3 separate regions of the Homo sapiens genome follow, and all the other regions are linked to region 2. Evidence: chromatin loops called from intact Hi-C (ENCODE). Cell type or tissue: PC-9. All regions are shown on one strand. Links, peaks and the distances in the headings refer to the core of each region. The heading gives the core; the rest is flanking DNA.

The links. Peaks named below come from ENCODE experiments on the same cell type or tissue, not always from the same donor. Only the 100,000 strongest peaks of a DNase experiment are listed, where the experiment ranks them.
Region 1: a loop joins it to region 2, with 6 times the contacts of the local background. A loop is called at or near these places in 3 of 110 quality-filtered maps.
Region 3: it touches region 2 in a loop (11-fold over the local background); 5 of 110 quality-filtered maps call a loop at or near these places.

The regions. Positions count from the first base shown.
Region 1 is chr16:72,947,957-72,958,566 of GRCh38, forward strand. It overlaps ZFHX3 (zinc finger homeobox 3), which reads right to left. Exons shown (of 10, transcript NM_006885.4): 2 at 9,471-10,610; 3 at 2,513-3,009. Among named protein-coding and RNA genes, the nearest start is that of ZFHX3, 95 kb to the right of the region's middle. RefSeq lists enhancers at 1-73, 1-690. In PC-9, for the core only: no CTCF peak of the experiment used is centred there; no DNase peak of the experiment used is centred there.
Region 2 is chr16:72,871,865-72,882,474 of GRCh38, forward strand. All of the region lies in intron 4 of ZFHX3 (zinc finger homeobox 3), which reads right to left. LOC124903715 (a long non-coding RNA gene) reads left to right here and starts at 474. Exons shown (of 2, transcript XR_007065111.1): 1 at 474-1,569; 2 at 3,036-4,776. RefSeq lists enhancers at 5,180-6,379, 6,394-6,895. In PC-9, for the core only: no CTCF peak of the experiment used is centred there; DNase peaks (open chromatin) are centred at 3,967, 4,527 and 5,777; H3K4me3 peaks cover 401 bases; H3K27ac peaks cover 4,395 bases.
Region 3 is chr16:73,050,357-73,060,966 of GRCh38, forward strand. It overlaps LOC124903719 (a long non-coding RNA gene), which reads left to right. Exons shown (of 2, transcript XR_007065116.1): 2 at 1-432. It also overlaps a transcript of ZFHX3 not described here. Among named protein-coding and RNA genes, the nearest start is that of ZFHX3, 7.5 kb to the left of the region's middle. RefSeq lists enhancers at 2,781-3,281, 3,282-3,782, 4,847-5,359, 7,199-7,931 and silencers at 7,262-7,661, 7,942-8,161, 8,242-8,331, 8,412-8,521. In PC-9, for the core only: a CTCF peak has its summit at 7,294; DNase peaks (open chromatin) are centred at 3,205 and 4,805; H3K4me3 peaks cover 6,246 bases; H3K27ac peaks cover 6,041 bases.

The DNA.
Region 1 (10,610 bases), core at 1,744-9,743, 76 kb after region 2:
AACCACCTCCAATCCCCACCCCAAATCCGTGGAATGACGAAACCTTGAGAGGGAGCCTTCCTTAGTGGCAAGAGAAGTTTGATCTTAGTCGTACTGAGGGACCAAAGGGCTGAGGGCGAGCACTGGAATGACAATCCCAGCGGTGTCATCCAGGAGTGAGCGGGAGAGCTCCCCGCCCCCTGTGGCGAAGCCCGGGCAGGCACAGGGCCATTCATTACCCAAGGACTAATGAGACTAGACTAATGACCTTTGGCTCCTGACGGAGGCAATTCTGCCCTGAACCTCAGGCTGGTCACTCCGGGGATGTGCCGGCCAGATGCACCATTTCAGGATCTCTCCTTCAGGTGCTGGGTCCACGTTCTACCCTGCATCCCAACGCTCAGGACCCTTCTACCCACGCCATCTTTTTGAGCAACAGTTTCCTCTACCTTAAAAAAAGAAATGAGAAAAAAGTCCCAGGATGACAGGCCAGCAGTGCAGAAACATGCAAATAAACCTCGTCTCTTCCAACCACACCTCACCCTGACTCTCTGGGTGTGATCCGTGGACACAGTTTGGGGACCAAAACAGGATGTTCTCAGCAAATCCGCCGAGTTCCAGGCCCGTAAGAAGCAAAGTCAAGTGCCTGACAGACTCTTATTCAAGACTCCAGCCGCACGGAGGATGCAGCATGAGAGTTAATCGCCACCGTGTGCATTTTAGAGTCTAAAGGGCAATTTTTTCCTTGGATGCAAGAGGCCAGCTTCATGCCACCTCTAAACGACCTTCATCAAAGTTGCATGCAACCTTCAATGGCCACGCCGAGTCCTTTGTACAAATTTTACTCAGTTGGGTCCTTTGGAAATTCTTTTTTCCACTGGTTTTTCCATCAGGTTTTCTTGACCACGTCGGCACCATCCTGTGGCCAGTTCAGACCTCCAATTTAAACTGACTGCAAAGGGCTTTTTTCTTTTAATGGTGGCAAAACTAAGCCAGTCCAGCAAGGTTCTTGCTCATTTGAGATAAGGGGATTGGATGCGTGGTGTCCAGACCTTCCTCACTGCACCATAGCTGAGTCCACAGTCAGTTCCAGAACATTCTATCCCCTCTACCTCATTCCTGCTTTCTCCTCCTTTCCCTAAAGTGCTTTCTTAAGCACTACGTTATGCAGGCCTCCCCACATCCTGAGAAGGAACAACTATAAAATGAAGTACAATTATCAACCCCGGCAGAGGCCGACATGGGCAAAGGACTAGAAGTCTTCCTTATATGGAATCTCCGTTTAAAATCATTCTGAGTAGAGTAGGGACTCAACTAGCTCGGGGCCAGCAGAAACCAAACACTCGTGGGCCCAAAGACGCGAGAAACAGTGTGAAAGGCAGGAGGAGAGGCTGATAATGGGAGTGAGGAAAATGAAAAGAGAGAGCGAGGGAGTGGAAGGTGTGTGGGATCAGGCCAGGGAGATTTATGGCGATTTGTACCTGATTGTTCATACTAAAGCCATTATGGGATGATTAGAGAAAAAGGTGAGGCTTTAAGTCCAGTGAAAATCAATAGAGACGTCTGGAGCAATTCTGCCGTGCAAGTGAAAGGACTATTTACAGTATCCGGAGCACCTCCCCCTCGGTTGCCGTCTATGGAGTAGAGGGAAGGGCTGGGGGGAAAGCGGAGGGTGGAGGGAGAGAAAGAATAAATGGACAGGAAAGAGGGAAGAGGAGAAGAGACAGAGGAAGAGGGGGAGGATGGGAGAAGCCCAGGAAGAAGAAGAAAAAGTATAAGGAAGAGAAAGAGGACACAGAACCCAGGAAGCAACAGAGCGGGGAAGAAAAAAAAAACACACAAAGGAGGCCCCTCATGGACCCAATTTTCCCCACAGCATTTAGCACCTTCTAGCCTGCTACAAAATTTATCCATCGTTTCTCACCCATCTCCTGCTAAAAGAATGGAAGCTCTATGAGGGCAGGGATTTTCTTTTCTTTTTTTTTTTTTTTTTTGGTCAGATTCATGCACTGATGTGAACAAATGCCCAGAACAGTACCTGTCATTGAGAAGGTACCCAGTGTACATATGTTGGTGGAATGATGGATGGATGAAAGAAGGAAGGGAGGAACAAAACACCCCAGGAGCATCCGGGAAAGGAGAAATAGAAAAAAAAAAAAAGGAATAAAGAGATGGAAAAGGAGAACAGAAAGCCTAAAGGAGAGAGGGAAACCACAGGAGCAGAGGATGCAAAAGAGCCCATGTAAGAAAGAAAAGAACCAACCCTAGAGGCGCTGTCAACAAAACCTGACCCAAAATTGGGCACCCAGAAAGAGAACCTTCAGCTAGTCAAGCTACTCACTGAACCTGTCACGTTTCCACCTGGTGACAAAGTGGACACCGCCGACTCTCCTCTCAACTCCAGGTTCCCAACCAACAGCCAAGCAGGCCATGCCAGAGACTGTCCGACTCCTCCCCAGTGCTCCCTAACTCCCCGGTGCGCAACCCCCTCCTTTCAGAAAGAGCGCCTGAGCCATAAGGAGCTGGGCCTTACCTTGTACAACTTCAGGCTGGCCTCGTGCCTGGAGTTGACCGTGTGCAGCCGCAGCTTCTCCAGGCTGTTGGTGTAGTAGTCACAGGCGTTGCACTTGAGGTGCACGGGGTTGCCGATGGCCACACACTTGAGCCTCCACTCGTTGGCCTTGCCGCCCTCCTTGATGTGGGCCACCAGCTGGTACTTCTGCACGTGCTTGTCTGTCTTGCAGTGCAGCTGGAAGTTGGCCTTGAGCTGGGTGTTGTAGCGGCAGAGCTTGCACTGGTATGAGTCCCCCATCACCGCCTTCCACTCGTCCTCCGACAGGCTGCGCTCCACGTTCATGTGCAGGCCCAGCATGTCCAGGTTGTCCGTCGTGAACTTGTTGCAGACGGCGCACTGGAAGAGCTTCAGCGACGGGTCGTTGGTCTGGATGAAGCTCTCGCCCAGGTTCATCAGCTCCTCTGACACCAGCTGCCCGCCCCCGAGCCGCATGTCTAGGGGGATCTCACCGCCCACTGCAGGGAAGGAGAGAAGGAGAGAGTCAGACACCAGGCTCATGGTCACGGCCACAGCTGAGGCACCCCCCAGCCCTCCGCCACCCTCAACTGGGGTCCAAAAGGAGAAGATGACATTTCAAGTGTTGCAAAGGGCTACTGGCTGGAAAACAAGCAAACAAACAAACACAGTCAACCTGATGTGTTTCAATCTTTCCTGCGGACATTCTGAGATTTCTGGCAGGTTTTGTATTTTCTTTCTTTAGGAAAAGAACACCTAGAAAAGTTAGGAGCCATAGCCTCTTTAATATTTCCTTTTCTTTTTTTTTTTCCCGAGATGGAGTCTTGCCCTGTTGCCCAGGCTAGAGTGCAGTGGCACAATCTCAGCTCACGGCAACCTCTGCCTCCCGGGTTCAAGCGATTCTCCTGCCTCAGCCTCCCAAGTAGCTGGGATTACAGGCACCCACCACCACGGCCAGCTAATTTTTGTCTTTTTTAGTAGAGACAGGGTTTCATCATGTTGGTCAGGCTGGTGTTGAACTCCTGACCTCAGCTGATCCAACTGCCTCGGCCACCCAAAGTGCTAGAATGACAGGCATGAGCCACCGCGCCCAGCCACCTCTTTAATATTTCAATTCATCCCTTCTCTGAGATCCAAGAAAAGACAGAAATATGTATCATTCACTGGATATAACAGAATCTCAAACTGCAGACCTTCCAAAATTGGAAATGAGTCACAGCTGCAATCGTAACATACCAAGCCTTCATGGGGAACCAGAATTGGGCCCAGAATGTATCTGAGGTGGCAGTGACCAACATGACTTTCTGCCACCTTGAGAACAATCTATGGCTGTGTCATCTGGTGCAGCAGTCACTGGCTACCTGTGACTAATAAATACCTGAAATATGGGTAGTGCAACTACGGAACTGAATTTTCAATGTTATTTAAATTTAGGAAGCTACATGGTGGTGAGTGGCGCCTGGGTTGGATAGTGCATCTCTAAAGCAAAGATCTGGGGAGTGGGGCTGGACGTGGTGTCTCACACCCCTAATCCAAGCACTTTAGGAGGCCAAGGCAGGCAGATCACCTGAGCTTAGGAGCTCAAGACCAGTCTGAGCAACATGGTGTACAAAATATACAAAAGAAACTAGCCAGGCATGGTGGCGTGTGCCTGTAGTTCCAGTACTCAGGGACTGAGATGGAAGGATGGCTTGAGCCTGAGAGGCAGAGGCTGCAGTGAGCTGAGACCATGCCACTCAGCTCAGCCCTGGTGACAGAGCAGGACCCTGTCTCAAAAACAAAACAAAACAAAAAAAGACTTGGAGAGTAATCCCTCTACTCCTCACTGCTGCCCTCTGGTCAATATCCCTCCCGTCAGTCAATGCTGCCAACCCTCCCATGTCTTCTCAGTAGGGCTACCTGTTCTCTTTCCTGATCCTCTGCCCTGGGTGACATGTGGGGCTACCCTAGGACCAATCACCTTCCCTTTATCACTCAGTCACCTACCTACAGAGATGCACCATAGCTGGGATCCCCATCAGGGCACCACCTCCCTAGGACAGGGGTCCAGTCTTATCCTCGCTGGCCCTCTACAGAGTGCACAGACGCCCAAATGTTTGCTGTGCCAGACAAGAGTGAAAAAAGAGCGGGACTGCTGCACGTTCAGGAAGTGGATTGAGACAGGCAGTGAGACACGAGGCTCAGCTCCACGTCTCCACGAAAGGGCCGGGCGAAGATCTCTTCCTCCCTCTCCCACCCTGGTCTTTTTCAGTCCATCACTGCCCTGCATAAACCGGGTACAAGCTCACATTTGCTATGGTAAATTAATACTGCAAGGGCTTATTTCTACCAGGAGAATGGCTTAAAAAGAGCAGCCTTCCCTCCAGTTCCTAGAAGCGTACGGTCAAGCAGAAGGCTGGGCACTGGCGTCTAGTTTCTCTTTCCTAAACACACGTGCACTTGAGCTATTAGGTCTGCCCCACCCCCCAAGTGAAATTTAAACTTGACCTTTTATGTGTGGTTGGGCTGAGGTTATTTTATTTTTTACAACTGATTAGAATCCAAGTCAGTGGCTCATCAGAGAAAATATTTTTTTCTTTTTTTTATGATTTTCTTATTGACGCTACACAAGTCACCTCGAGTGATAAGATCAGTACAGGTTCTGCTAAGCAGACCAGCAGCTGCGTTTGAAGCTCACGGACAGTCTAGCAAGCCACAGAAATCTTTTGCACATGCATTCCAGAAGGCTTAGGAAGCTTTCGGCTTGTTGTCTGTCTTCCCATCTCCCCTGGTGAGAGGAACCATAACTATGTCATTCTTTTTAGGATAAGAAAGAAAAACAGAAAGGAAAAAGAAAAAAAAAAAAGCCTAAAAGCTCCATCCCTTAACGGGGACGAAGGCCAGGCAACATCCAGGAAACATACTCAGTGTTCAGTCAAAGCAGAAACTGCCCGGAGGGTAAGACAAGGAGCAAACATATATTTGTTTCTGATGCCAACCACCTGAAGCATCAAATCGTCTCCACTTTTTAGATTTCACCCCGGCACATCAACATCGCTCTAAAGAGAAATTCAGCTGTCACTTGCTGATGCCTGAGTGAAAATGAGAAGTCCTTGGAATAAGCAGAGGAACGAAGTCCCAGTTTCCACTTTAAGCTCTTTTTTTTTCAAGAGACAAGGTCTCATTCTGTTGCCCAGGCTGGAGTGGGTCACTGCAGTCTGGGCCACCAAGGCTCAAGTGAACCACCTGCCTCAGCCTCCCAAGTAGCTGGGACTACAGGTGCACCCCACTACGTCTGGCTGATCTTAAAACAAAAATGTTTTGTCGAGATGTTGCCCAGACTGGTCTCAAACTCCCAGGTTCAAGTGATCCTTGGACTCCCACAGTGTTGGGATTACAGGCATGAGCCACCATGCCTGGCCAGCATTCTAGGCTGTTAAAATGAAATGCAAAGGACAGAAGCAGCAGAGTGCTGAAATGAGTGAGGATGACAGGCAAGTGAAAACTCCCTTCGAGAACTATGCCTCAGAGAAACAAGCCCAGGGCTTAGAATCCTACAAATCCGCTAATCCAGCTGCCACAAAGTGGGGGAATCTCACCCAGTTCACAAACAGGAGCAGGGCCCCTATAAATAAGAAACTGGGGCTGGGCATAGTGGCTCACACCTGTCATCCCAGCACTTTGGGAGGCCAAGGTGGGCAGATCACCTGAGGTCAGGAGTTCAAGACCAGCCTGGCCAATGTGGTGAAATCCTGTCTCTACTGAACACACAAAAATTAGCTAGGCATGGTGGCGCATGCCTGTAATCCCAGCTACTCGGAAGGCAGAGGCAGAAGAATTGCTTGAACCCGGGAGGCAGGGGCTGCAGTGAGCCGAGACTGCGCTATTGCACTCCAGCCTGGGCGACAAGAGTGAAACTCCATCTCAAAAAAAAGAAATGAAAAAAAGAACTTGGCAGGTCCTTAGTCTTGAGCCACACTGGATACGTGGTCTTGGAGCAGGTCCCCATCTCTGGGTATGCACCTAACTCTAACACTGGAACTGACACCTTGACACGTGAGCCCACCCATCAGCACATCCTCAGGAAGGTGCATGGATTCAAAGGCACACTCTGGAATGAAAGGGAGACGAAGGGAGCTGCTAAACCTTGTGCAGGTGTCCAGGGGCTGGCTGGCTACTTGGGAAACACACAGCCACCCCGACAAGCAACCCCTTTCTTGGTGCTATGCTAAACTTCAGAGTCGAAAGGAAGGTTTGGGAGGATGTTCACAAGGCCTCAAATCTAATGTGCTGTCTACAAAGAGCAGCAGATCCGACTGTACTAGGCGAAGGAGCCCCAAGCCTTTCCTCAAAGGCTTCTGAAAAGAAGCAACCCCACAATCAGTGTCTGTTTGATGATACTAAAGAGGGCTCTGCCAAGGGAAGTATGAAAACAATCACCTTGTAAAGAGGAGTGTATTTCACAAAAACATTTTTCTCCCTGCAGAACTCAGTCACATCTAATAACACCTACAGCCATCTTATAAATGGACCATGGGGAAAAAAAACCAGTACAGCCACAGCTAGAACTGAAAGTTATGGCTGTTTTTATTTGCATAAGTTGGTTTCTCCTACTGAGGTCATACAACTCAAATTCCAAGTCTTTTGGACACTTCCTATGGCCCCCACACCCACTCGAGCTTCTGGCATAAAGGATTTGTGGCTCTCACACCTTCTCAGCAGTTTTCGCGGCCCAAGGAAGGCACAGGTTTCCAGGGACTCCCCGTGGCCGACAAGTAGTGACACTGGAAATTCAAGAGCCCTTTGTGACTGAGCTGGATAAATCCTTTGGGAGGAAGAGCTCCAGTCTAAGAAATATGGTGTGGCCCTTCCATGTGTGTCTACAACACAGGGCTTCATTCTTCTGCTCCTTCTGAATCTGCCGCAATGCCCAGGACAGTGCATGATGCCCCAAAGACTCACAGACACTTGGTGTGAAAGCGAAATATTTCTCTACTTCTCAATACAAGCCTTAGTTACCTGTTCTTAAGGTAATTAAAAAGCCTCACTTTAGGCTGGGCACAGTGGCTCATGCCTGTAATCCCAGCACTTTGGGAGGCCAAGGCGGGCAGATCACCTGAGGTCAAGGGTTTGAGACCAGCCTGGCCAAGATGGTGAAGCCCCATCTCTACTAAAAACACAAAATTAGCCAGGCATGGTGGCGGGTGCCTGTAATCCCAGCTACTTGGGAGGCTCTGGCAGGAGAATCGCTTGAACACAGGAGGTGGATGTTGCAGTGAGCCGAGACGGCACCACTCACTCCAGCCTGGGTGACAGAGCGAGACTCTGTCTCAAAAAAAAAAAAAAAAAAACCCTCACTTTGACCCAACATGAACCTACCCACGTTCCCACGTTCTGTCTTCATTCCACCTCCGTTATGTTTGATTTGCTCCAAGATCTACCTCCCGAGATTCTATGACTCCTTCTAATTCCTACTGGCTTAAAGAAAACCTTAGAGTACTCACTCCCATCTCCTGGTGTGCATGGTTCACCCTGGTGACAAATAAGACGACCAGTGCTTGTGCATCCACAATTAGCCAGTTGGTTTCAAATACCCTCAAATCATTTGGTAATAAAGGATCAACAGGCAAATATTTCAAAATGGAAAATGAGATTAAAGTACTAAGGATTAAAAACTGAATACATAGCAAGAAAAACCAATGGAATGCTTTGAAATATAACTCATCGGCAACAATTAGCACTCAAACACCACACAAATAAACACTTGCCAACTGCTGAGGCCTGGCCCTGCAGTCATCTAAGCCATCCTGGAAAAAAAGTCCTCACTGACACTCTGTTGCCAAGAACAACCTATTCCCATGTCAATAATGGCATATTGCTTAATTCAGGCCATTGTCACTGGTCCCACGAAGTCCATTAGCAGCGTCACGGGATGGGACGCAGGCAGGATCCTGTTTGAAGCATACCGGGTGGAGGCACGAGTGGCCCAACTATCAGAAGGTTCTCATGAAACCCATCTGTAGATTGTTTTGGCAGCAGCAGCTATCCTCAAAGTGGCTGTGGTTCGTTCTACGTAAAAACTCAAAGTTTTTAGCACCCAAATCCTACACTCTTGGTCCTATTCTAGATATTGTAAGCCAATTGGTAAGACTGGGAGCCTGAACAGAGCCAAATCAGCTTCTCTAAAGCAGAGGTCATTCTTCCTGGCAGCGAAGGCTCCGCTAACCAGGATCTAACTGCTATTAAAAGTTAACTTTCCTTGATGGACAATTTTTACAACTTACTCATTTTTCATCTCTCACACCCCTCACAACAGTGCCACTGGGGAATTTAATTCCCAATTAATTTCCAACTATTCTAATCACCAAGTACTCATCAAAAATAAGCAAAAAAAAAAACATCTCTTTCATTGAGGTCCTCATAAATATACAGAGAACTTTGAGAAGTCTATCTGGATGGTTCCCTAGCTCGGCACAGAATCAGCCTTTAGTTATCTGAATAACGTACACTGTGGTTCCGAATTCCTATTATTAAGATGATTGTCTCTACTTAAATCATTGAGGTAACTGTCCCTAGTCCTCTTATTGAAATGATTGCCTCAGCTACAGTTTCCTGTAAGTTTCAGTAAATATTCGATGAAACCCCAAAGTTTTAGGTGATTATAGTGATTTTTCAAATTGAAAGAAGAGACAGAGAAAGAGAGAATGGGAACAGAAAACTAGAGGAAACACTCACATTTTAATCCTGGCCCCACGTAGCCAGAGTACAAGCATATCTCTTTTGAATGCATAAACTCTTCCATATGTACACACACAGTTCAAGGGATTCTTGAGAATACTTGATTGTAAGACACTCCAGTTTACACAAAAACCACTCGAGAAGACCAGAGTCAACTGAATCCACAGGACTATCTCACCCTATTCACCATTCTCCCTGGTTAAACTCCTATCATGAAAACAGACAAACACGTAGTCATCCTCACCTAGAGCAGGCGTCATGGCGGCCATGGGCCCGGCGGGATCCAGCTGGAATCCGCTCATCATGAACTGGGCGTCCGAGGCAGCACTGTCCATCTTCAGGTTGGGCAGGTTCATGTTCTGGGCCAGGTAGTATTGGTAGAGCTCGGCCTCGGCGGGTGAGGGCAGGCTGCCGAGGCCCAGGTGGCGGTTGTGTTGGATCTGGGTCATGTTCTGTTGCAGTAACATCATGTTATGCATGTGCTTCTCACTGGTCATGTGAATGCGGAGGTTCCTGGCCACGTTGGTCTCATAATCACACACCTCGCACCGCCAGGTGGGTTTGGTTTTTGGTTTGGTCGGCGAGGGGGCCCCGCAGGAGCTACTGATATTGGCTGCCGCCGCCGCCGCAGCCACCGCCGCCGCCGCCGCCCCGGCAGTGTGGCTGAAGACCTGCTCCCCCCCTCCATTCTGCAGGTTCTGCATGTTGTTGAGATGCTTGTCAGACTGCATATGAATACTGAGGTTGCCTTTGGTAGTTGTGGAGTAGTTACACACCTCGCAGCGGAAAGGCTTGTAACCACACGTGTAGCTCTCGCCTCGTGCCAGCCGGGGGTGGGGCTGCCCGCTTTTGCAGTAGACACAGGAGCCCCCCGGCTCCGGGTGCTTCTCCTTCATGTGTGCCTCCAGGGTCTGCTGGTACTTATAGTGCCAGTTGCACTTGGGGCACTTGAGTGTCTTACACGAGTTACGAGAATGCATCATGGTCATGTGGCCGCCCAGCGAGCGGGAGGAGCCCAGGACCGTGTCGCATTTGGGGCACTCCACGCCACTCCCCGAGGGGCACTCCCCAACCCCAAGCTCGCAGAGGGAGCCAGCGTGCTGGTGATGGGGAACGAAGCCCCCATCGTCACCCTCTGTGCTTTCATTTGGTTCTGGTGCTGTGGCATTGTCTTTATTGGCACTTTCGTCAGCGAAGTCCAGCCTCCTGCCGCCCTCTGCCACATTGGCCCTGACGCCCTCACTGTTAAAGCTTAAACGATTCCTCCTGTTCGCACCATCAAAGACAACAAAGGAAGAAGCAGAATTAGAACTAGTAGAAGCTGTGCCCCTCGACAGGGTCTGGAGCACGTTAGGCATTAAGGGGGAGTTAGAAATGCTTTGGT
Region 2 (10,610 bases), core at 1,738-9,737:
CACGAGGTCACGAGATGAAGACCACACTGGCTAACACAGTGAAACCGTGTCTCTACTAAAAATACAGAAAATTAGCCAGGCGTGCTGGTGGGCGCCTGTAGTCCCAGCTACTGGGGAGGCTGAGGCAGGAGAATGGCATGAACCCGGGAGTCGGAGCTTGCAGTTAGCCGAGATCCTGCCACCGCACTTGCACTCCAGCCTGGGCAACAGAGTGAGACTCTGTCTCCAAAAACAAAAAACAAAAAAAAAATTTCAAGGAATTACAAATTGAAATTAAAATAAGATTCCTAACATCCCCAGTCCAATTATATAATTTTGTATTCTTAAGTATTGCAATTATATATATTATGCATATTTCAGATGATATGCAAATTTCATTTACTACTTATTGTTTCCATATTGAGGAAAATGTTCAATGAAAACAGAGCTCCTATCAGCACTTGCAGTTCCCCTCCAATACAAATAGCCCCAAAATCAACATATTATTCCCCTCTTTAAGGCTTTCTTTTTACTCAGAATTCAACATGTGAAAGTACTCTCTAGGTTCTCAATTTGTTTAGGAGATTACGAGAAAAATAGGAGTTTTCAGGTATTTGTGTTTTGCTTTTTTTGAGACAGAGTCTCACTGTGTCATCCAGGCTGGAGCACAGTGGGGTGATCTTGGCTCACTGCAACCTCCGTCTCCCGGGTTCAAGCAATTCTCATGCCTCAGCCTCCGGAGTACCTGAGACTACAGGCACGCGCCACCATGTCTGGCTAATTTTTTGTATTTTTAGTAGAGAAGGGGTTTCACTATGTTGGCCAGGCTCGTCTCAAACTCCTGACCTCAAGTGATCCACCCGCCTCGGCCTCACAAAGTGCTCAGATTAGAGGCATGGGCCACGTGCCTGGCCATGTATTTGTTTTAAATAAATCTATGATATTCACACTCACCTACACGCCTTTCAAAAGATGGTGGGGGGTGGGGGATGGGCAAAACTAGACTTCCGAAAGATGGAAGAAAATGGGATTGCAATTTTTGGCCCTGCCCAAGATCCTCTCTTTAGGCAGAATGGCCTGCTCATTGGCTCCCGACCAGAGTCCTGAACTCCCACAACAGCCTGGGGTCTTCTTCCTCTGTCTCTACTGATTTATCTTTCCAGTTTCAGCCTGACTCTCTCCTTAGAGCTTCCCCACCATTCAGTCCAGGAATTCCTCACCCTCGAAGGCCCAGAGTATTTACTTCCTGTTCCACTCTCTGCTACTCACTACGGATCATCTTGAACCCTGTTAACCTTCAATGGGCGTATTTTTCACATCCTTCCAAAAGATCATAGGCTGGGCTCATTTCTTCTGTTCTTTTTATATTCCCTCACAGCAACCAGTATTTACAACTAACAGATGTTTAATAAACAGCTGCAAAGCTCAACATGCCCTAATGTTTTCAATGCAAGAATGAAGGGGAAAGAATGCCTCTGAATGACTCCAAAAGCATGCTTGGAGAAAATGGCAAATGTTTCTGCTGCACATTTAGAGGCCCCAGAATACAAATTTGCATTTGCACGACTTCCCTTTTCAATGAGAATTCAGGTACGTTCTTTCATTTTATCTTATTAGTATGATGAGATTTGTTCTTGATGAATCCGTACCACCTCAGCTACTCGTCATCATTCCATTATCACTACGTGTTTATAGATTTTCCCTTTTATTACTCATTTTATTTTTTCCATCAAGTATAGTTCATATACGAGGTAGTAATTACCAGGTTTTCTGCTCCTTACACTTCAAGTTCGCCAATTTTTTTCTGATCATAAAAGCCTAAGTGCCTATTGTCAAAAATCTTGAAAACAGAGAAAGTATGAAGACGAAAATTGTCCATAATCAGTGCTGTCTTCATATAGATATTTTAAAGGAAACTGTGACAATTATATGTGTTTTTGGGTCTTGCTACCCACCCCTCAGTCTACGGAGCTTGCTTCCATATCCTTAAATATTAATCAAGAACATTATTCTTAATGGCTACACAGATTTCCACCACATAATCGTAACACAGTTTACTTAATCTTCTTATATTTTAAAAGGCGTATGGCTGATGTTTCTAATTGCCTTCGTAATAAGCATACTTCCTTGCTAACAGAACACTCACTTTATTCAAAGCACAATACCCTCAGCCAAAACCTGTTGTCTGTTGTGCCCGAGGACAGTCATATGATGCAGTCCCAGCCAATGAGATGTAAGATAAAGCAAGTGGGCGGGGCTTTGGAGGAAACTTTTAAACAGGTGGTCTTTCGTGACGCATGCACTCTCACCAGCCTCACTTTCTTGTGCCTGGAGCTCAGATGGAGGATTTTTTGATTTTTTTTTTTTTTTTTTTTTTTTTTTTGAGACAGTCTCACTCTGTCGCTCAGCCTGGAGTGCAGTGGCACAATCTCGGCTCGCTGCAAACTCCGCCTCCCGGGTTCACGCCATTCTCCTGCCTCAGCCTCCCGAGTGGCTGGGACTACAGGCACCCGCCACCACACCAGGCTAATTTTTTGTATTTTTAGTGGAGACGGGGTTTCACGGTGTTAGTCAGGATGCGATCTCCTGACCTCGTGATCTGCCCGCCTCGGCCTCCCAAAGTGCTGAGATTGTAGGCGTGAGCCACCGCGCCTGGCCTGGAGGAGCCATCTTTAGACCATGAGGAGGCAACAAGCGCTTGGTGAGAATGGCTACATGGAAACATAGAAGGAAAGTGGATGTCTGCTGACTCAGTGGAACCTTCACTTCTGCACCTGACTGCCCTCCTCCCAAGGCTGCTTATATAAGGAAAAATGAAACCTCTTTTTTTTTTTGAGACAGGGTCTCGCTGTGTTGCCCAGGGTAGACTCAAACTTCTGGGCTCCCAGTATCCTCCTGCCACGGCCTCCCAAAGTGCTGGCATTGCCGGCGTAAGCCACCACACCATGCCCTCCTAACTCATTAAAGCCACTTTGGAGTGTTTCTGTGATCTATAGCTGAGTGGTGTGAAACAAAAGAATAACCTTTTTTTCCCCCACCTTCTGCTGTCTTCATAGCCTGTGATACAGCTTCAAAAACAAGGACCAAGACCTACACACCACAACTGCTGGGGTCATCCAGTCCAACCTGGGACAGAAGTCCTGGACAGGAGAGGTGTCAGGTCTCTCTTCCTCTGAAAGGGGGCTGCCTAACCTGTTGATGCTGTGCTCCCATCAAGAAGCTCACAGAGAATGATATGGGCCAGTGTTTGTTCCGTTTTAGTGCTCATACAACTCTAGCTGAGATTAACCAAGAAAACTGCCCCTTACTGGCTCAGGGAACTCCCATAGAGAATTCCCATAGGGAACTCCCATAGGGAATTCCAAACTTACAGGCCAGTAAGGTGGCCTGGCCGCTCTTCCACCTGGAACACAGCTCACTGAATACGGCAGATACCTGCAGACTGGGGGCAGAAACTGGGCTCTGGATCCCTTTCCCAGCGGGGAGACCTGGCTTGGTTGTGAGCCCAGCCCTGCAGGGAGGCTGCAGATCCAACACAGCTCCTCTTGGAAGCCCTCTGTGCCAGGAGGCACAGCCCAGATGCCCCGGGAATCCCTGAGGGAAATTTCATAAAACATGTGACTATCTACACAGCCTGCTAGAGGCCAGATCATTGCTCACACGGCTAAGTTGAAGCCTCAGTGCAGTTTCTACTTCATTCAGGGAACTGGAGTTGCAGCTTTCACTAGAAGAGCTGCTTCTCCTTGATGAACAAACCATTCCGCCCATAAAAATGCTGTGGAAAGTACTGTAAACGCTAATGCAGCCAAAAACTTAAAGACTGGTATAGGGTTAACTGAACTGCCACGTTAAGTCAGGTGTAACGAGATGACAATGCTTTAATCCTGCTGCTTAAAGCGATGTCTAAAATGTGCAAGTCAAATTTCAAGCCTTTGTAAGAACATAATGGTAAAGATAATTTCATCATTATCAGGTGATGCAACAACCTGCCCGGTCCCAGGGCTGGAATTCCAAACAGTCACGCCTTTGCAGAGTTTTACAGCCCTGGAAGAGAGGGGAGGCCACAGTGAACACCTGTGATGATAACTCCAGCCCATGCCCCGGTGATTTTTGACAATTGAATTAATGTTGAAATGAGCTTATTTTTCTGTCCTAAAGGGAAAACGAGCCTAAAATCCTGTTAATCTAGCATCCTGGTTACTCAGTTTCACCATAATTTATAGGATAGTTTTTCTATCCAAAAACTAAGGCTATTTTTATCCCAACTTCGCCGCTTCATAAAACACACGTGCATGCATGCAACTTCAGAGGTTTTGGCCTAAAGCAAGTTTTCAAAATAACCGGGTTCAAATATTTCATTGAGATGGTAGGGGTGGAAGAATCTTATAGAAGCAAATTTTACTGTTCTCTGTAAATTCAGACTTCTTCAGCCACAGATGGCTCAGGGATCCAGTCTCGCTTGAGAAACATGATGGAATAAGCCCACAGTCAGAGCTTCTTCTCATTCAGTTTCATGAAAGCTCTGAGCTCCCACAAGTGTCTGCTGGAACTGGACAGGAAGCTTGCAAGATGCTGGCTACGATTCAGCGCAGTCACCGCCTTCCCCAGTCGGCCCACCATCCCCAGCCATCCAACCACTTCCTCCCCACGAGGCATCGCCCGTTGGAAAGTTTTATTAACCAAATGCTTGAGGGTTTCTGTATATTTATATTACCTCCTCTTCTCTCCTGTTCTACCCAGGCATGTTGAAAAAAAAAAAAGTTATGATATACTTTAATAAAAACAAAATTAAAATGATTAAACCTTTCATATCCTTTAGAGATAATCTCTCTTCTCCTGGCTGGTCCAATCTGGAAGAAAACAAATGTGAACCATAGCTTGCTGCTGCTTTTCAATTTTTTTCCCCCCTAAAGAAACAAACAGAAAAAGCCGCCTGTGGCCAGATTTTTAAAATAAATTAAATTTGTCCTCACACACGGCAGCCAGGTGTGGTTGAAACATTCTTTCCAGATATCTATGATATATGCCAACATCCTTCCCTCTGGGGGTCTTTCAACGTGAGCCTGACAATCCCAAGGGGAACAGAGACTTGGCGGGGGAGAAAGGGGGGTGATTCCAAAATAGTTATTGAAAAAGAATCACTATTTCCCAATTAGCCCTGTAATAATGCCTTACAGGAATGACTGGATGCCCTGCCCCTGCACGCCATCTACCAAAACCAAAAAATAGTCTACATTCCTGATTAAAGCAAAGCTCAGAGAAAACAGCCCGGTATGGCACAAATCTCCCCGGTCTTATGTGTTCTGAGGAAGTCTTCAGATCCGCCCAGGGTCTGGGCACAGGTCCGCAGGGAATCAAATGGCTGCAGAATTCGATCAGGCCTGTCTGTCCAAGGCCAGCTAGATATGGAAATCAGAAGTAGGTCATCAGCCCTCAAGAATCGGATAATGACCTCTGGACTCGCAGCGCTGGGGCCACCAAGAGAACAAAGGTGTTAAGGCACTGTGTAGGTTTTTCTGTTGTTGTTGTTGGTGTTGTTGTTACAATATCTAATAGTGAGATCAAATTCTTATTGTGGAAATAAACATCACGGTCTTCTGTATGAAGATGGTCTGCGGAAAGTGACCACGCATCAGAGTGTCCAGCGTAGGAGGAGAATCTCAGTTTGCCTTAGTCATCATAGCACACACCCTGAGCACAGTAAGTTTCTCATTCTTCGTGTCTGGTGTTTATGTTGTAGTAGAGACGACTCGTCCTCAAGTTAAAAGGACAAAAGTCTTTCCTGTGTTTCATACTTGGGCGGTGAGTCACTAGGAAAGGATTTGGTTTTTAGAAAAAAAACTTCTGATCCCTGGGCTAAAACAGAGAGCCCCAAAGAGCTATGTTGATCCCAGACAAGCACGTGCGTGGATTCTTCAAAGTTCAGGTCAACTCAGGCCCCTCCTCCTTGCAGTCAGCCCTGTACTCAAGGTTGCTGGAGACATGGCGCCTCTATTTCCTGCCCAAAGAAGCCCCCTTAACTGGGGGCCACGGGTTGAGTGGTGAAGGAGGCAACTCACACCTGAATTATAGTGGGCTTGTAAACCTGAACAGGGCAAGTCACAACTTTGGGAGGCTGAGGCAGGAGGATCACTTGAGGCCAGGAGTTCAAGAACAGCCCTGACAACATAGTGAGACCCTGTCTACAAATGAAAAAACTAGCCAGGTGTGGTGGTGCATGCCTGTGCTACTTGGAAGACTGAGGCAGGAGGATCACTTGAGCCCAGGAGATGGAGGCTACAGTGAGCCATGATTGTGCCACTGCACTCCAGCCTGTGTAAAGACCCTGTCTCTACAAAAAAAGAAAACAAAAACAAAAACAAAAAAACAAAAAAAACTCACCTACCAAAAGTCCAGCTGACATCTACTACAAAATTCCCATTATTGCCATAAAAACATGTGGGCTGGGTTCAAGGCTGCATAGCAGATGGCCAGGCTACATCCTCATCACACACGCACTTCACTGGTGCCAGTGCCGGTGACAGGCTAGAAGCCACTCCAGTGAGGACCCCTGCCAGGGCCAATCAGATCAGGGCTGCCCTCCCCATGCTGTGGGGCTTCTCAATGCTTCTGAAATGGACTCACACAAGGAAGTCACAAAGGGCTTTGGACATTAGGAAAACCATGCAAACTGTTTCCACTTCTCAGAGCAACCCGAGGCACGCGCTCTGGAGTGTGCAGAGTCACAGATAACTGCTGCTGCTTTGCTCACCGCAGTCTTAGGATTTCTTCATTTCTATCCTGGAGAGAATCCAGCAATGGATCACACTGTTATCTAGACACAAAGAATCCCACCCCTGGGGCAAAGTGCTACTTGTCCCGTGGATGAGTTTGTCAGCCTGCAGCAAGGAGGCCAGACGCAGTGGGAAGAGCACAGCCCTGGGCCCTGGGCCTCTGTACCAAGTCCCTACTCTGCTGCTGTCTACAGCAGCCCTGTCCTCAGGAACCTTCTCCAGGGAAGGAAATGGCTTCTGTCTGCACATCCAATACAGCAGCCACTAGCCACATGGCACTGAGACAGATGGGCCGCTGCAATGGGAACCTAGCGACATGAGACATCCAAGATTGCCAGGAAGGGTCCGAGTTCGCCTCTGCTTTATGCTCGTGCAGGACAGGAACGGCCCTGTGGAGGCTGCCCTCGAGGCTCACATCACAGGCTCAATCTGGGAAAGACCAGCCATGGGAAGCAGGATGTGACTTGCCCTGGAAGCGCAAGTGAAGGACGGGCTCCGAATGAAAGCTACACAAGGTAACAATATACACACTGGGATCTTTATATTATGTCCAGCCTGGAGTATATAACACAGGGTAAGGAAAAACCAAGGAATTAAAAGTCCTTCAGGTACTTCGAGCAACTGAAATCCTTTGGATGGAAGTCCAGTCAATCAGCTGGCCCCCTATTGAATTCTATACCCTAATGGGTCATAGAAAATTGTAAGGCTCTAGGTAGCATCTACCCCAACCAGAGCACAAACACCACACACAAGCCCAGGGAGATCTGCTTAGTCCCTAAAAGCACAGTGGGCAGCAAGGAGGGGTTTCTATTTCTTTTTTTTCTTTTGAGACGGAGTCTCGCTCTGTCGCCCAGGTTGAAGTGCAATGGCGCGGCCTCTGCTCATTGCAACCTCTGCCTCCCAGGTGCAAGTGATTCTCCTGCCTCAGCCTCCCGAGAAGCTGGGATCACAGGCACCCGCCACCATACCTGCCTAATTTTTATATTTTTAGTAGAGGTGGGGTTTCATCATGTTGGCCAGGCTGGTCTCCAATACCTGAGCTCTAGTGATCCGCCCGCCTCGGCCTCCCAAAGTGCTGGATTACAGGTGTGAGCCACCATGCCCAGCTAAGGAGTTTTTATTTCTATAAATCCCTCCAACAGGAGCCTAACACAGGCCAGCCTGCTGGAGCACCTTCAGCAAAGGCAGCTTTTCTCGATGCTAAGACCATCAAATTTCACAGGCACAAGAACCTTCCTCCACGTGGCCGGCTGTCAGTCCTCTTGGTGTTTGCCAGCAAGAAGGTTTCGGTGAGGGCTGTGTGAGAACAGGCAAGGAAAGAGTCATGGTAAAATGGGCTCAGAGGACACAGGGCTCTGACCCCTTTTCCTGTCCTAACAAGTGTCTTTGAGCACTTCCGGCTTCATTTGGAGTCCCCTTCCAGCGAGGTCGCAGTAGTTAATCCCATGCCAAGGCCAGCACTGAGAACCGTGTGCTGCGAGCAGGAAACCAGAGAAGGCCTGGTGGGCGCTGACAGTTCTGTCCGAGGCGACTTCCAGGATCTCCATGACCTCCCTTCATCTCTCCCACCACCTTCTGTCCTACCCTCCTGCCCCACCCAAAGTGACCACAGAAAAGGAAACAAGAAACTGGCTTCAGATATCAGAAAGTCTGGGTAATAGACTGAACTGTGGTCCTCCCAGTGTCCTAGGTTGAAGTCCCAACCTCCAGTACCTGAGGATGTAGCTATGACTGGAGACAGGACTTTTAAGGAGGTGATTAGGTTAACGTGAGGCCTTTAGGGTAGACCCTAATCCAATCTATCTGGTATGTCCTAATCATACAGAGACACACCAGGGGGACTCACAGAGACCAGGCTATATGAGACCAAGGCCTCGGGAGAAGCCAAAACTGCCGGCACCTGGATCTTGAACCTTTAGCGTCCAGAACTGTGAGAAAATACACTTCTTTTGTTTCAGCCAACCAATGGAAACGGGGGGTGAAAAATACACACATTCTTTTTTGACTTTATAATATGACAATTTTTGATAAAATTTTGGGTTGAAACAACAGATGGCCCTGTACCAGGAAAATCACACATTGTCTGATTTTTGATATTCTAATTAGAGCAGAGGTCAAAGATCTTTTAAAAGCAATAAATGGCTCCTTTTATTAACATATACACAAAAGGTCTCAAGATAGTCTTGAGGCATAAAACTATAAAAACCCATTTAACATCCACTCTGAAAAACACATCTTTACAAAGTCCTTTCAAAGTCCCTCAAAACTGCTAATGGAATAAGACATAAGTAGCAAAAAGCAAAATTAAATGCTTATTTGAAGACTGTTCTCCCAAACTGAGAAAAACTGTGAAACAGAGAGAAAGATCAGCAAGAAAAGATGTACCCTATCCAGGCTGGCGGGAACCACACTTCTCTAAAATGCAAGCCAAAAAATATTAAGGAAAATGTAGCCCCAAACCTAGCCTGGGTCTACCAGAAGTCTGAGGAAACCCAGTGAGGAGGAGCTGAGCATGGTCCAACAGAACCTTCTGAACTGCTCTAGAAATCTGTATTGTCTAAGTTAACCATGAGCCCCATGGCACTATTAAGCACTTGAAATCTGGTTAATATGATGCAGAAACTGGATTTAAAATTTTATTTAGCATTAACAGAGAATTTTGAGAAGCTTCCTTGTGGCTCTCAGGAGACCAGAAAGCCCAGGAACCAGGGAGGTATGGGCAGCACTTAGACTGAGGCCACAAAACTTTCCACTGCTCGTCAATGTTTGAAAAAAATAATTTGGAACCATAATTCTTATAATTGGGTCACAGTTTGAAGGGGGTTCCTTAACATCTGTGACTCTGAGAAAAAGCCTTTGAGCTATTTCTGTACGCAGAGAGATAGATGCATGTTCTATTTCCTCCCTGGCCCCTACCAAGGTCGGGAACAAGTTTCATATAGGATGTAAGTAGCCCTAGAAATGGATTCTTTGGACATTCCTAAAGACGGTACAGGTACAAATCATTATTTCTCGAGAAACATCCATTCAGGCAGTGGAGAAAGTGTGAACTCCAGAGGCTAGGATAGGGGATCCATATGGGAGGGGTCTGCACACATGGCAGGAGACAGCAGAGGACGGCTGCCACTTCCTGCTACACTGTCGGCTTTAGGAGGTCTCTCCCCTCCAGTGAAATCCAGGGACAGCACCCCCAAATCCAGGGACAGCACCCCCAACTCCCAGCCCAGCACAAACACCCACTGACTGGCTAGCTATCCATATTCACTTTAGGGTGGAGTTTCAGATTTTCAAGTTTCTTGGATACACCTTTCGAAGGTGACTTGGGATGTTTCGAAATAAAGGTTTCACAGAAAGAACACTTGGTATGACATGATGTCCTGTGGCTCCCTTGGGGGTCCCCATGTCACTGGGCTCTGATGAGCCAACGGGGGTCTCTGGCATACTCACACCCCTAAAAAGAGGACCCCCGCCCAATGCTCACCCCTCAACAAATGCAAACACACCCATATACTGTCTCTCCTAATTCCAGGAACCATCAGCAGGTACCCCTTTTTCCTTTTTTTTTTTTTTTTTTTGCTGTGCCAAAAAAAACCCTCTCTGCAGTGAGTGGCCACAGTATCAATGCTTCTCCCAGTGGGCAGCGTTGGGCACGTGCTGCCACCCACTCATGAAGATAGCATGGAAGACAGCCTGGAGCCCTTGACCAAGAACAACACTAACCAGAAGGGCAGTGTACAGCTGGTGCCACGTGTCATATGCTGAAACAACACGCACAAAACCCTGGTAGCTTCATCATCCCAGAAAAATAACGCAACGAATGAATGGTGGATCTAGAACATCAAAGAATGAGTGAATACG
Region 3 (10,610 bases), core at 1,188-9,187, 180 kb after region 2:
GAGAGTGACCCTGAGTTCCTTTTCTTTATCTGGCACCAGCTACACACATGATGAGGCCTAGTCAAGCCTGCCTTTGTTCCAGGCAAAAATTTAACAGGTAATCCACAGGCAGGTGATCTATGGCCTCTGTACATTATGGAAATGAGGGACTACACACAAGCTGGGTGTCACCTCTACTAAAACTCATTTTCCTTATTCATAAAAACAATACCTCTTCAGAGGGAATTGGCAACTTCTGCACTTACATATGAAATCAGGAGTTCCTCTGAAATACTCCTTGCAAATTCTATCCTCCAGCTCTGGAAGCCCTGGCTCTTCGGAGGGCAGCTGCCTGATGTTAAACCCATGGCCTACCCAGCAGTGACAGCCTGACATTCTCATCGCTCCATCCTGAACACTGCTGACAAATAAACCCACTCTCAGAAAAGGCAATTCTTCCCTCGCAGTTCTCCATACCCAGTCTCGTCTCATCTGGAAAGCGTAATTGGCAACAGCCGAAAGGATAAATATTTAAAAATAAATCAGGGAGCGCTAACCCCTTCCCTACTCCTCCCCTTACCCACTCTCCAAGCCAGAGGCCTGCCCCCTAACGCTGAGCTGGCTGGTAAATTACAATGATTCTACCGAGCCAAACCTGCTTGTCTCTCTCTTTCTCTACACATACACACTTACTAATGCTGTATCCTTCCACTTTTGCAAAGGTAAATATGATCTCTAAGATACAGTGGATGTCAGCATTCTGACTTCCAGCGTAACCTGGGCTCTCTTTTCACAGTACAGCGGGTTTAGACAGATTTGTGCACCCTTCCGGGTTCTTCTATTTTTATTAAATTATACGTATACATTGATTTTTAAAACTAGTGCTTAAATAACCCGGAGGCTTTAACAAAGAAAAATCCAGAAGAGGGCAAGAAACAAAAACAAACGTTCCTGAAATAAACAAGGAACCATTTGGAGCTGAATTGGCCTGAGTTCACCCCATGATTTTGAGGCAGTTATATTTAGGGGCCTGGTACCCGCTGGGTGGCCGAGCCCTCCTGGGTATGGAACAGAATGCAGAAGTTCCTCAGAACAGCTCACATTTGCCTTCATAACCATTGGAAGCTGGTGTGCCAAGGCCTGCACACAGATGTTTTGATTCACATTTTTCTGCTGAAGCCTCAAGGCCTCCATCCATCCCTACAGTGCTAATTCCATAGATTAATTTTTACCCCCAAATCGTAGGTGGAACATTATCTAATTTCCTTACCCACCCTCCCCAGCTCAGGTGCTAAATCTGTCAATGATATCCCACAACAAAGATACAAATGAGTAACCATTTTTTAAAAGCTGTGATTTCGGAGAGTTTTTCTAAATTAATTTTAAGTTACAAAGCCCCAAGTTTTAAGAAAGCCAAAATACAGAAGTTGCCTTAAAACAGCTTTACATGTTAGGTAAAGAGCTCTCTCTCTCTTTCTCGCTCCTTCTTTTTTAAACAAAAATATTATTTCTGAAAGGGCAAAGGGAATTTGCCATGCAAGACTTTTAAACACAGGGGGATTCTTACATTTGTGTTTCTAAACCTTGAAATTGAGAATTTTAATGAAAAGGCGGACAGATGCTTAAGGACAGCATCGCAATCTGGGTCCATACATTACAGGAGAGAGAGGCGCTTTGTTTGGGGCCAAGTAAAAAGAGGTGGGCTCCTATTTTGTTCATAGGCCATTCCCACCGTCTGACACATCCCTTTACAGTCGGTCTGATGCTAACCACTGAATTCTTGGAGGGGAAGCAGGTTGGAAGGAGAAGAAAGGAAAAGGGAAACAGAAGAGGAAAAGAAATGGGCGATGGGATACTGCCTGTTTATACAAATTGTAGATTTAAAAAAAAAAATCCCAACACGGTATCCATTCCATAGTATGTACCAAAAGCACTTTCACACGTGAGTTAAAACGATCCATTAAATGCTATATCGAAAGTACAACAACCAGGGTTGGAGTTTATTTTTTTTTTTTAATGAAGAATTCATTGAGGTTTGCAGTTCTCCCCTATTAAGCTTCTAAGGATGGGGCACAAGGCAGGAAGATAGACAAAAGATGACCTTTTTCACGCTTTCCCCCAAATAATTCTAGAATCCTATTTTCCTATCTTTTCATTTTAGGGCATTTGGGTTCAAAAATCTGTGCTAATCTGACTTCAGAGCCCCCGAGCTGAAAAATTCACATATCCTCCAAGTCAGCCAGTGTTTTAGAATTTGGATTTCTATTGAGGCTGTTCCAATCGCCAGTGAGGCCTACGGTAAAAACGTGCTTCATGCTGTTTCGTTTGTCTCTCTGCAGACAAATAGAAACTGTGAAATTTAAAGAATGGATGAAAAAAAGAAGTCTAAAACAAAGAGGTTAAAAAAATAGGACAAATGTTTTTGCTTTTCTGTCTCCCCGGAGCAATTGTGTGGGGAAGTCTGCATTGACAATAACCATGAGAAGGCCATCTAAAGGCGATGCGTACACAAGGGGACTCCTTCCCTGCTGCCTTTGGTCTGGGAGAAAAAGTACCTTAGCTCCGTTCTCCAGAAACAAAAGGCCAGGGCCACGGAAGGGGGGAGAGGTGACAGGGGCTTTCACATGGAGCCAAGTGTCAATGCTGGTTCATTTTTCACCCGTCTTACTTGGAAAGCGGCTCAGGGAACTTCCTAATGACTGCTTTTTCCCTCTCTCCCTATTATTTCTAAACCTAAAAGAACAAAACAATAATTTTTTTTTTAACCTAAAACCCATCATTCTATTAGAGGAAAGCCTTTGGGGCCTATGCAGTCAGATTTTCCTCTTTCCTTTCCTCATCCTGCTTTTCTTTTCTTTTTTGGAGGGGGGTTCCAATTGTAGATCACATGGAAATAAGAGACACTGGACACTATAGTCATTTTTAGTGACACCAGAACGGCCTTTATATCTACGAAAAGGCAGGAAACGGGGAGAAACACACATGCACAAACAACCCAACAGGGATGGAAGGCGGTGGTGGGGAGGCTGCGGGGGCAAGGCCTTGAAACACTTTCTTTTTTTCACAGCATGAGGTCCACTAATGCCAGCTTCAGATTTGCAACTGAATCAAAGTCTCCGAGTCGTCATTACAAGGTTTTTCGGTGGGTGGGGGCATGGAGAAGTGGACAATAAGGATGTATTAAAGACACAGACAAGGTGTGGCAGGGGCAAAGTGGGGGGAGGTGTTACAAAGAAAGGAAGCTGAGATGAATCACTGCGTGCCATGAAAATACCAGGGCGAGTGGATGTCGGAGTGTTTAACCAGATTTGAAGCTGGAAGCATCTTCCCCAGCGGGCAAACCCTAGGACGAGGCACAGCCACGCGACCCTCAGCCTTTGAACCCAGACCTGGCAGCTTAGGAGCACACTCCCCCTTCCCCAGGCAGCCACAGGCTCTGAGCTGAAAGGCAAGGCGGGGGTAGGGATAAGAGGGCCCTGCAAAGAAGCACAATCAACAACTCAAATATGAACGGAAATGACGTCAGCAAAGTGAAGGACCTGTTTACTGCAGATCAAAACAAAACAAACTTCCAAACCTTTTGTGTACACAAGAAAACTCTATAAAAAGCCTTCCTAAAATGTCACCAGGGTCGACACATCAGCAGCCCCACAAGAAAACGCATGACAGTTACCATGGAGGGAGGGGGGAGGAAAGGGGCTGAAGGGAAGATGATCTGGGGGGCTGGGGGGAGGAGTGATAAAACCAGAAGGAGCCCAAAACCCAGTTACTACTGCCCCCTCTGCTGATCCTTAATATTTATTGGTGTTTATAATCTAAAAGCCATGCTCCACGTTTCACTTAATACAAGGCCAGACAGTGTTGTCTAATGAGGTAGCATTACAATCAGCTTGTAATACTGAATTTTTAATGCTGCCAAGGATTCTGTTACATAATAATATGAAAAACAGAAGCTGAAAGTGGGCTCGCAGGGGACAGGACATTCGAGGTTCCAGGCAGGCGAGCGCCACCAGCCCGGTTCCCCTCCCCCACACCCGCCCCCCTACTTTCTGACGTGCAATCAACCCTCCATCCCGATACAGGAGGTCGGTATGGAAACCAGGAGGATTTTTTTTTTTTTTTTTTTTTTTTTTAGGAAATCCACACTTTTCATTATTATTGTTATTATACTCTCATCCGAAGTTTATAGCTCAAGAGTTTGAATTCTAGCTTTTCTGGGGTTAAAGGTCTAAAATGAAAATTAATTTTTTTGGAAGAGGTGGCGAAGAGACAATACAGGGGAAGAGAGGGGTAGCTTATTTTAAGCAAACCAAGAAATTTGGGAGAAAAATCACAGAGGGAGAAAGAACTTGGTGGGGGAGGGAATAGATGTCTGCCGACCATATTCACAGCTGCCGCACTCAGTTTACATTGGTGTAATTTAAAGGCATATATATAGCCGCCGTTGCTCCTCTCTGTAATACCCCAAGACTGTAAATCTATAACCACTGCAATGATTTAGTGATTAAAAACATGATAACATATTGTGTAACTGCAAACCACAGAACCCCTGCCAACTCTCTCTCTCTAAGATAAAGGGGAAAAAAATACAGAAAATGTGTTGCTTGCAGCCATCTTCCTAAACCCAAAAGATTTTAATAAAAGAACCTATACAGCAGACGAATTGGAAAGGGGTGAGTGAATTCTGTGTGAAGCCAGCAAAGGGAGAGAAAAAAAAAAAAGGCAGCTTTATGTGGGATTCTTTTCCTTGTACTAACAAATTACGACCTAAACATGCCTTTTCTTTTCTCTCTCTTTTTTTTTTTAATAGTTTGTTGTAACTGGAATAACTGGTCTTGTGCACTGTCTTGCATATTCAAAGCTGCTTTGTAACCGGATCTAGAGACCCAACCTTATTTGCCTGAACTCAATAGGGTTTTTTTCTCCCCCTCCTCCCGGGTTTTGTTTTGGATTCGGTATTGTGGGTTTTCTGTTGTTGCTGGGAGCCTATGTCTATGCAGGCATAGGCTCTGGTGCCTTTAAACCACAGACCAAACACCTGAAAGGGGGAGGCACAATTTGTACAATGGCAGGAGGAGCCTAAAATATACACCAAAAAATAAAATCAAAGCAGCTGTAGGGGTTTTGGCCTCTGAGCAGCTGACCTGACCCCGTTCTGTATATTCTTTTATTTCCCCATTGCAGGATTCCTGCACCTTGGGTCAGATTCAAACTCAATGTGACCCTGAGGAGAAGGCAGTCACAGAGTCCTGAAAAGCTGCTCCATATTTAATAGGGGTGGGGGAAGTAAGTGCATATGCATCCAGACTCCCCCAGTGAAGACACCCACACGGTGCAGACGTACGCGCGCGCGCGCGCGCGCGCACACACACACACACACACACACATACACACACACACACGTCAGGACTGCCAGGCCATGGGACCAGCTCCACCCCAGTTTTCTTGGCCCACACCACTGAGAGCCTGAACTCTCTTTGCGGGCCCCCCAAATCCTCATACCTACAACTCTACACACACACACACACACACACACACGCAGAGAACACCACTCCTCCAGAGACTTTGTATGTTTAAAAAGTCCACAGATCTGAATCGCCTCCTCTCTGGACCGGAGCAGGGCAGTTTATTCAGAGAAATCAATAGGAAAGAGCATTTGCAAATATTTATATAAGCCCTGTGCGTTTCAGCATTAAGTAATTAAAAACTAAAACCCGAGGAGGGGGAAGGGAGACACACAGACAGAGGAAGGCTGCTGGCCTAGAGTAGGTTTTCCTGCCCACACCTCATCTTCCCAAACCGCAGTCTTTTCAAAACTGACTCCGTGTACACTTTTTACGAAATCCTCTTCGTACACCATTTGCTAGACTATTTCAAAATCATCTCCAAATATGGATTCACCTACCACCAAGCTTTCAAGACTGACTGTGTCTGTATTCTATCTCTCTTCTCATACACACACAGCAACTCATACTTTTGACACTGCGTCAATCTCTAGTATATTCTCTTTTATTTTCCTATCTCTAATATACCTGCACTAGTTAAAAAAAAAACAACAAACCTAACATTGTAAGATAAGAAGAGGGCCCCCCAAGTGCCCATTCAAGAAGCAAACTCCCAACCCCTAGGTCTCCTGAATACCCCCCACTCCCCTCAACCCACAGGATGTCTACACTTTGGGGGTTCAGCTCCTGAAACCCCCACATGTAAACAGATTTGGAAAAAAAAACAACTTCAGCAAAATGGAGTTTTAGAATGAGCTACTATGGAGTGGACTTCCCTATATTGTTCCGGAGGGCAGGGCAGTAAATTCTGGTTGTTCTCCCTCTAAATCCTCTCTAAGAAGCCAAGCAAGGCGCTGGAGCACCCACGCTGCAGATATTGTAGAAATTTACAGTAAATGTAGGTACACGATTGCAGCACGCTGCCCTATTGATTATGCAGATTGTGATCAATCTTCTCCCCTCGCCCACTGCCCAAGCCTCTTTCGGAGGACCTCCAAATAAGTTGGTCTGCAACTAGCTATTCTCCCAAAGTAGGGAGGAAAAAAAGTAATTTTTTAAAAAACATAATAAATCCTCAATTGTCCCCACTGAAAGGGCTCGAGTCTTTTTTAAATTCCAAAGTGAATTTATGTTCTGTAATTTGCATTACAGCCAAGCGATCACCGTCTGTCATATTCTTCAAAGGTACTTAACAAACTGCCTTTTAAAAGTCACTAGAACTGGAGGCCAGAAAAAGGCAATCAGCATGCTCCGTCCATACAGTGCTTAGATCAAGTTTCAATAATTGAGACCAATAAAAATTGTCATATTTACCCTACTTGAAAGCAACAAGGGGGAAAAGTTAAGACTGGGTGCCTTTTGAAAGCGCTTGTAATCAAAGAATTTGCCACAGTCCAAAGAATAGCACAACATTGAACAAAAGTCAGATTCTGAGCAACAGCTTCACTCGCAAAGTGATATATACATATTTTAATTCAATAGTTATACAAGAACCCTCCGAGTACTGAGTCCATACACAACTTAATTATATACACTGCATGAAATACACTTAGATCTACTCTCCAATAGATATGCAAAAAGACGGACATTAAAATGCATAATGTAAAATTCAGGAACACGGTTTTTGCATCGAGTGGAGCCGGGCGAGGGGTGAGAGTGGGGAACCCAACGTAAACAATCCCAGATTCGCGAGAGCAAAAAAAAAAAAAAAGAAGAAGAAGAAGAAAGAAAAGAAAAAGAAAAAAGGCATCCTCGGATGTCTCTGAGCTCAGCTGGCGGAAGAAGGCCGGCCGGGCGAGGTCTGGCCCTGGCCAGCGGCGCAGCCCCGAGCCCCCGGGAGCCCCTAGTGTCCAGGGCAGAGTCCCCTCTGGGCGCTCGCGGCGCTGCCAGTGGGGCAGGGCGGAGAGCGCACAGGTAGAGGATCGCGCGGCCGCCTCGCCCCCTCCGGGACCCCGTGGCTCCGAACGGGCTCCCGCGTCGCCGGCAAGTCGAGCCCCAGCGCGGAAGGCGCTCGCCCGGCCAGCGGTGGCGGCCGCGGCAGCAGCAGTGGCTGCGACCGCGGCGACTGCTCCGGGCCGGGTGCGCGCCCCGCGCGGCTGCTCAGCCCGGGGCCCCGGCGCCTCTCGGGGTGGGGCAAAGTTGGGGGCCGGGAGCGGCGGGGGCGGGGGCACTCGGCACCGCGGACCCCCCCATACTCCCCCCACCGCCGGCCGCCGCCTTTGTCTCCGAGCTGGTACCCCGGCCGCCCTCCCGCCCTCGGCCCGCGCCCCGGCCGGCCCTGCCTGGCGGCGCCTCCAAACTCGCCGCGCGGGCCTCGCCCCGGGCGCCTCCACCCTCCCGGGGGTCGCCGGCGGCCGGCGGCGGCGGCGCGGGGCCGGGGAGGAGGGGGCGGCCCGGGCTCGGCGGCGGCGGCGGCGGCAGCGGCGGGAGGAGGAGGAAGAAGAAGAGAAAGAGAAAGTTTGGCGTAGGGGGAAGGCGAGCGGGACGCAGCGAGCGAGCAGGGCGCGGGCGCGGGGAGCGCGGGCGGCGGCGGCCGGGCGCGAGAGCCGGGAGGGGGCAGGACGAGCCCCATGCAAAGCAGCCCGGGCGCCCCGAGGAGCCCCGCGTCCGGGCGGTGGCGGCGGGAGGAGGAGGAGGAGCAGGCGGCGGCGGCGGCGGGAAAAAAAAAAGAGGGAAAAGTTGCCACTTACGCGGTTGCTTCTCCGGCGGCGGCGGCTGCAGCGGCGCTGCTGGCGACGGCGGCGGCGGCGGGAGCTGGCGGCGCTTTTAATCCCGAAAAGAGGCGCTCGGGCCGCGGAGCCCATCAAGGCAGCAGCGGCGGCTGGCGGGGGTCGGCGGCGGCGGAGGACGCGCTGCTGGCGGCGGCGGCGGCGGCGGCGGCGGCGGCGGAGCTGGAGCGCGCTCGGCGGAGCCCGGGGCGGGAGGCGGCCGCAGCCGGGGAGCCGGAGCCGCCGCCGCCGCTGCCGCCGAGCAGCATGGTTGGCGGGGAGTTTACAGCCCCCGGAGCGGGCAGGGGCCACGGAAGAGAAGCGGCGGCGGCGGCGGCAGCGGCTCTAGGCTGTAATTGGGATGCAAAGCAGGCGGCGGCGGCGGCTGCGGCCGGGAGGAGGAGGAGGAGGAGGCGGCGGCGGTGGCGGCTGCAGCGGTCGGAGGGGACGCGCTGGAAGTGGGAGCTGATGAGTGAAAAGAAAAAAAAGTCTTTGGATCTTTATTCTGCTAATTAGTTTCCTGCAAAAAATGGCTGTGATTAATTCAGTGCGCATGTGCTTCATTACCCAGGCACGACGGGAAGGGCTAATTAGCCACCTTCTGGATCAATAAGATTCAGCAAAAAAGAAAAGGGGGAGGTGGAGGGAGGCAGAGGGGAGGAAGGGAGGAAAAAAAAAAAAAAACAGGGGAAAGTGATGAGCAGGGCAAGGAGAGCAGGAAGAGAGGATGGGAGAAGAGCCTAGAAGAGGGAGAGAGGCTCCAAAAGTTTATGCATGTATTAAAAACACACACACACACACACACGACACACACACGAGCGCGCGCACACACACACACACACACACACACGCACACACACACCGAGAAGTGGAATGCATAGGAGCAACAATAGGAACCTGGCTAAGAATCTTTTTAAGATTTTTTTTTTCCTTTCTTCTTCCCCCCCTTCTCTTTTCTTTCTTATTATTTTCCCCTTTCTCTCTCTCTCTCTCTCTCTCTCTCTCTCTCTCTCTCTAAGCAAACGCAGCAATGTTTAAATTAACTAGGAAAAGAGCATCTCCAAAGAATGGGGGCATTAGTGGAGGGGGACAGCTTAGAGTAAAGGTTTAAGTGAAAGAGCAGAGACTTCGAATAGAGACCACTTTAAATTGCAAATCTGAGATTTTTTAACTGAAGGAAAATTACCTCCCCCCAAATCAGAGGACGAATGAAGAAAATATGGAGAAAACTTTAACACATACCATAGACTAGACAAAAAATATATGTTAATTTTGTGTTCTGAAATAAGACGCAATCGGTCTTCTCTGGTTCTTTAGAAGGAGAGAGGAAGAGAGGAGGGGTGATTAGAAGAAATAAAAGGGAGAAAGTGAATCAGAACTGAAAGGGGATAACTTCAGGAAAGACAAGAAAAGGAAAAGTTGCACTTGGAAACAAGTCCAACTTTCTACCTTTCTGGACTTAAGAGAAAAGTAAAATCAATTTTCTCGTGTGAAACCTGGAAAGCAGATGTTTTCAAAACACAGGAAGCTATTTTGCCATCAAAAGCAGGGATGTAATAAAGGCAGTGAAAAATAATTTCAGACTGAATTCATAAGAGAGAAAGCCAATATATTTAAATATAGAGGAAAGGCCTAGGGTGTAGAAAGGGGAAATTACATACCCCTTCCCTAATGCCAAAAAAAAAAAAAAAAAAAGCCTTACAGCTACCTCCAAGAGTTTGGAGCACAGTCACGAAGCCAAAGGGCTTGAAATGAGAGGATGGATTTCAGATAAAGACTAGGAGCGGTACATCCCACTAGAGCCCAAAGGAGATCCCTGGAATCAAAGACAGCAGCGAGGGACCCTACTACTGTACCGATTCCCAGTACATCAAAGCCATCACTTAGGCTGGTGCACGGTACCTCCAAAAAGCAAGCAAACAAACGCAGGAAGAACAAGAGTCAGTGTCTGTCTGTCTCTCTCTCTCTCTCTCCCCCCTCTTCTCTGTCTCTTCCCCCCCCTTTCAAATCCTAGCCTCAGCGTCACTGCTACTGCAATAGATTTTTTAAAAATGACAAGTTGTATTTATGTAAGTTCTAAATATGAACTAATACCATTGAAATTACAATGTCTGGAATAAAATAAAATGCAATCAGCACTTTAAGTAATCTGCAAATGTAAAAACAACATTTATGTTTTTGAAGGCATTATTAGTAAACCCTGTAACACCAGATAGCTTGCTAAAACTTATTTTTCTTGGGAAAAAATGTTGCCCTAGCCTACCAGATTATTTATTTTAGAAGGAATTTGGGAATTAATCAGGAAATCTGTTTGATTAGAAAGTAATTCTTCATTTTGAGAGATTTTCCAATGCTCTTAAGAACATGCAGCTTCTTAGTCAAGACTAGAGAGAAAAAAACCGGTTTAGGATTTTGCAGG